Linked DNA regions of Mus musculus: region 2 is linked to region 1. The links are chromatin loops, found by intact Hi-C in ENCODE. Cell type or tissue: left cerebral cortex. All regions are shown on one strand. Each heading gives the region's core, and the rest is flanking DNA. Links, peaks and the distances in the headings are about the cores only.

What was found. A loop is a pair of places that touch in the nucleus more often than their neighbours do. Peaks named below come from ENCODE experiments on the same cell type or tissue, not always from the same donor. Only the 100,000 strongest peaks of a DNase experiment are listed, where the experiment ranks them.
Region 2: a loop joins it to region 1, with 7 times the contacts of the local background. A loop is called at or near these places in 2 of 42 quality-filtered maps.

The regions. Positions count from the first base shown.
Region 1 is chr16:22,686,687-22,689,600 of GRCm38, forward strand. No RefSeq gene overlaps it. Among named protein-coding and RNA genes, the nearest start is that of Dgkg, 31 kb to the left of the region's middle. In left cerebral cortex, for the core only: no CTCF peak of the experiment used is centred there; DNase peaks (open chromatin) are centred at 1,119, 1,323 and 2,091.
Region 2 is chr16:22,788,382-22,791,295 of GRCm38, forward strand. No RefSeq gene overlaps it. Among named protein-coding and RNA genes, the nearest start is that of Gm30416, 2.5 kb to the right of the region's middle. In left cerebral cortex, for the core only: no CTCF peak of the experiment used is centred there; DNase peaks (open chromatin) are centred at 1,215 and 1,839.

The sequences.
Region 1 (2,914 bases), core at 174-2,673:
CATACTCTACTCCTCTGAAAAACAAAGTAATCAAAGTGTCTCTGATCACCAGATCTACCTACCCTCCCCAAAGGACAGTTTAGTGACAATCATTTGGTCCTCTAATTGGCTCTTGAAAAGCTTCCATCTCCAGTGGCCTCACTCTGACTAGGTGCTTCTTCCTGACACATTTCCCAAGAGTGAGCGACTTTGTTCATTTTATTAAACCCCTGTAAACAGCATCTCCTTGATTTGTTTTTCATGGAATCAATTCTTATTTTGTTAGCTGTGAATGGGAAAAATTCGTCTTAAGAAGGAAATGGGAAACTGTCCAGGCAAATGTACAAAATGTTTATATGGAAGGCATGGATACCCAGGAAATGGTCTCTATCCATCAACTCTGATCAGTGGGTATTTGATTAAGGGGAGAACAGATGAAATTTAAATAAAGTATTCCGGGCAACAGAGAAAACAGATGGTACAGGAGGGATTGGACAAGTTGAGATGGTCATTTTAGTTTGCTTTTTGTTGCTGAGATAAAGCACCATGCCCATTATCAACTGGGAAGGAAAGGGTTTACTACATCTCGCAGGGGCAGCTAGGACAGAAGCTTAAGCAGGAACCTGGAGGCAGGAACTGAAGCAGGGACCACGGTGGATGGGGGTGGGGAGGGGAAGGCTGTTCAGTCCTTGAGCCTGAGTTTCTCAACAGTTGGACTGTCCCACAGTAGCTGTATCAGTCAAAGCAAACTGATTACAGGTATCTATTCTGTACAAGGCCTGGATACCCCTGCAGGCTTAATAGATTGCACACCCGGCAGGGTCCCAAACAGCACCTGGTCTTTAGTCAGCGATGGAAGTCTGGAAATCTTTGTTCTGATAGGAGCAAAGGAATCAGTTGCAGCACTAAAGAGGTAAATCAAGTGTCTCCGAGAGGGAGGCCAAGTGGGGAAGGAAAATTATTTTCCTTTTGCCAGTTCCCATCCCCACCCCCACCCCCACCGCGCGCCCCATTTTAAAATCTGGGCTGCTACCAGAAGGTGCCGCCCACACTTGAGGGTTCTTCCCGCATCAATTAAGGCAATCAGAACACTTCTTCAGCTGAGGCTCCCTGCTCAGCTGTTTCTAATTTGTAACAAGTTGACATTAAAACCAACCATCACTAGCACAGGGAAGGAATGCCTTCATCTAGGAAATCCCCCACAGCCCGCCTCGCGACTGCTCTGCCCCCAGCACTGGAGCCTAGACACTCTCCTTCAGGTGTCCTGCCTGGTGTTGGGTTTAGAGGTACACTGCTCATCTCTGGGAAGCCACAACAACTTAGAGTGTGCCCAAAGGAAAGCTACAACAACCATCTGAAGGGCTCAGAGAAAAGCCAGGAGGGAACTGTGGGAGGAAGTAGGAGGCTGTAGTGAGGCATCCACTGACAGGAGCGATGGCTTGACTGGGGAATCCTGAGGGTTCACAACGTGCAGTCATTAGCTCAGGAAGAGCAGCTGTGGGTTTCATCACCACGAGTTCAGCAAAGGCGCTGTCTCCTCACAGTTCTTAAGTGATACAGCTAAAACAGCTCTGGGAGCCTCCCTGTTACCCCAGCGACCCAGGTGAGTGGGCGGGCTAGAATAGGTGAGAAACTTCCAAGTGCATCGAGAAGGCTCAGGGTGGGAGCAGTAGCTGCCCCCTTCTTGCCACCTGGAACTCCCCAGGCTTTGAGTTCCAGTTGTCCCTTGCTGTCTGTGGGACACTAGTTCCAGGATCTAACATGGGGTCCCAGTCTGAGGATGCTAAAGACCCTTATTGTATAAGGCGGGCTATTTGTAACCAATGTACATCTTCCTGCATACTTTAAATCATCTCCAGATTCCTTACGAAACTGAATACAAGGCCAATGATATGTAAAATGTCATGAAACAATATGCATCTTTATGGGTAATGCATTCTAACACTTCTGTTCTATCCCATTTGATCTTTTAAAATGCTGGTCACAACCCACTGCATAACAGCTGCTATACTGCATTGTTTAAGGAATAATGACAAGAAAAGAAGTCTGTACATGGTTGGCGCAGATGTAATTTAAGAAAATTATTTTCAACTGTGGTTGATTGGAGATGCAGCACTCACAGATACAGAGGGCCCCTGGCTGCATCCCCTGCTAAGAGTCTATGCCATTGTCTGCCCGCCCAGAGGGAGGGTGGGAGTGAGAGGGGTGCAATTTCAGATTTAGTTCATGCACAGAAGTGAAAAGCAAAACAAAAAGCAGGTGCCCAAATGATTTGAATTTCAGCTAACAAACAAGTTTTTAATATTATGTTCTAAATATAGAGTGGTAATCCGAGGATGACGGCAAAGCTAGAGCCTGGCTGAATTCTCTGACAGAAGTAGAAAGGGAGATGAGAGAAATGAAAAATCTAGTTGTTGGAGGCTATCTACCCATCTATCTATCTACCTATTTATCTATCTGTCATCCACCCATTTATCTATCTGTCTATCTGTAATCTATTGACCTATTTATCTACCTACCTATCATTTATATCTATTCATCTATTTCTATCTATCCATCTATTTACCCTCTATCCTCTATCTTTATCATCTATCCCCATCTCTTATCTATCTATCTATCTATCTATCTATCATCTGTCTAGATCATCTACCTATCTCTATTGCTAATCTATCTCTATCATCTACCTCCATCATCTACCTTTATCTATCATCTATCATCTTTCTATATCTATCTTCTATATCTACCTACCTTTATCTATCTATCTACCTATCTATCTATCTATCTATCTGCCTGTCTATCTCCTCCTGTCACTGGTTGTGGATGTGCATTTATGAAGATATAAGAAAGGTACAAATTATTTTTAGAAAACTTAGTTCTACTATGAACAGAAACTGAAGCAGATGTCATGAGAATGGCCTGTTTCAGACACCAGTAT
Region 2 (2,914 bases), core at 121-2,620, 100 kb after region 1:
CATTGAGAGAAACTCACCAAAGAACCTCTTGTGAAGTTCCTATATGCTGGTTTGGGTGTGTAGTGTCTGGCGAGAGGACTGGACTGCAGCTGCTGGTTCATGTGTGGTGTCTGCTGGCAGGACTGGACTACGGCTGCTGATTTGTGTTTGGTGTTTGCTAGTGGACTGGACTGCTGATACCCTGACAACAAAGATTAGACTCACCCCTAAAGAACTACTTCTAAACAGGTCTCCTTCCCCCATGTCCTAATAGCTTTTTCTCCACTACCTCTGATGGGTGTGGGCTAGAGACAAGGTCGAATGTTTATTCAAGAAGGTTGGAAAAAATGTATGCCTCCAGAAATTCATACCTGGCACTGTCAAAAACCCTTGGCTAGAGAGGTCATAGGCCCCAATAATCTACTATTATTGGTTTGGTAAAGGGAAATTGTCAAACTGCCTCCTAAATATTTATGCATGTGCCCTCTCATCCTGGTTAGAGAAGTTCCTGCTTGCAATGGGCAGTGGTTAATGCTCAGACTGAAAACTGGTCAAAGTGCTGAGAACAGGTGACTGTTGAGTGTCAGCCCTGAACAGGACATGTGTGTGTCTTACCCACCCAAGGCTCAAAGAGCACTGAGGACAAAGGCAGGAGGGAAGAAACGAAGGATGGGGAAGAACGATATGAAATAGTCTTCTGGGGAAGGCGGGGTTGTCATGTCCGTGAACTAATAATAGCGGAACTTACCTGGGCTCCTCAACATTCTATCAGAGATGGCAACGGGGCTCAAGGTGTCACACGTTTCTGATGGAGTATAAGCTGTTAGTAATTACTTGGGAGGTAGAGTCAAATTCCTTATTGGTACTACCACTGGTACTCAAATTAAATACCACCCACCTCCACCCTCCAGAACAAAACAAAACCGAAACATACCAAAGGGAGCAAAAACAGTAAATAAGAACAACAAATATGTGAAAGGAGGAACATTTATTAGAAAGGAATTCAGTATGGGGATGGGTAAAGTGGATAATCGGGATATCATCAAAATACATTTTGTATGTGTGTGTGTGTGCGCGCGCGCGCGTGCACGGGGACGGGGACTGCTGGGGGAGCGGGGCGTGGGCAGAGAGAGAGACAGGGACACAGGCAGACAGAGAGCTAGAATTCTCATCCAGGCAGCTGGAGCTCAGAATCCTGCGCACTGCTTTGGCCTCTTGTCTGTGGATTTCTGGGAAAATGTCTAACTTGTCTAGGCTGAAGACATGATTCTCATAACAGGACCTGCCGAGCAGTGCAGTGGGGAACAGAGCCTGAGAAAAAAGTAGTAATCACGTGATGGATGAAGGTCCTGAGCTGGAGAAAGAATACACATTTTCTTGCCCGGCCTCAACCAACTGCCCCCACCCCCGAACCCCCCCCCCCCCCCACCGCTACAAGCACCAGGCTTTGATCCAAGGGCTTCACACATGCTAGGAAAGCACTAGACCCCTGACCTTCCCCAAGCCCCCAGATCTACATTGAATGAAGTTTCTACCCCCCTGCTCTTGTTCCCCACCAGTGTGCTCAGCACTCAGATCATGCCAGGGTAGGGCTGCTCCGATAGTGAGGAGGCCTACATTTGTTACAGCATGGCCCCCAGCCAGTCATGCTGTTGCCCTGTTCCCCCAGCCAAGGCCTGGGGTGCTCAGTCTTGAGCCTTCCGGGGGGCCTGGAGGGTGGACACTTGCAGGACAGTCTGCCTGTTGCTGGCAGTTGTGGGCGGTGGGTGGGTGGAGGCTCTTGTTGGAAGGCTCCCCAGAACAGATGGGGCTTTCTGTGTTGCTGGATGGAGGCAGCTTGATGTATAGTAACTGACAAACTACTCATCATGAGGGGCGGTCCGGAAGGAGGCCTGCAGTTGAGTGGGCGAAGGGGCTCACACAGAGGGAAGTTGGCAAGCAGGAACGCACCGTGTGGGTGGAGGCGCAGGTGGAGCTGCGGGGCAGTGTGCTCCAGAATGAGGTGAGGAGGCTCCGCTCAGCACGGGCTGAGCCCCCCCCCCCCTTTATCAAGAGAAGAACACTGAGTAACATTTGCTCAGAGTCTCCAGAAACAGCTTCCCGGGAACCCAGAATCAGCTCAGTGCTGTGAGGGGCAGGGAGGTCTTTCTTTTCTTCTTCTTTTTAAAAATGAAATTAAAGGAGGGATGGGGGGCGGGGGAGGGAGAGGATCTCAAACAACAGGAAGCAACAGGTAACTATGAAAATGAAGAAGCATGGTGGGAGGAGAGAAGGAGGAGAGGGAGGCAGGCACACCGAGAAAAACATTTCCCACGAAGTGGAGAGGGGACGTTGAAGCAGGTATCTACTTCTCCTGGGAGGGTCTGAGTCTTTTAAATGTTTTAAAGTGCCACAAGGTGGCCCCCCTCTGCCCTAATTTTGTCTTAACTTAAGGAAAATGGAGCTGATGAGGCTATAATTTCATATGAAGCTGAAATATGTTTAGCACAGGCCTTGATGCATCTGACCAGTTTGGACTAGTCGGCCCAAGAGGGCAGCCCTGCTGGAAACAGACAAGCCTATAAGGCCTTTGTCTTGGAGGGTGAAGTTTGCAGTCTTCTTTGTTTATCTGGCCATCAGGGATCAATGACCGCTGGAAGCATTTCTAATTTGGTGGAGAATATACAGATTTGCTGAATTATATGCTAGTTGTTATATGTTCATTATCTAGTAAGGGATAGAAGAGAGAGATGTTGGAGTCCTGGCTACAAACAGATGGAGAGAGCAGATGTCCTTCTGAGATGACCCCAGATGTGCACTGTCCCATCCTGTCCATTTCCAGGCAATGACTGGGGAACCAGAGGCAAGAGGACTTGATTTGTTTGTCACTGGGCACTGCTGTCACCTCTTGGGGTACAGGTCTAAGACTACAAGGCTCACTCCTGCATGCTGTGGA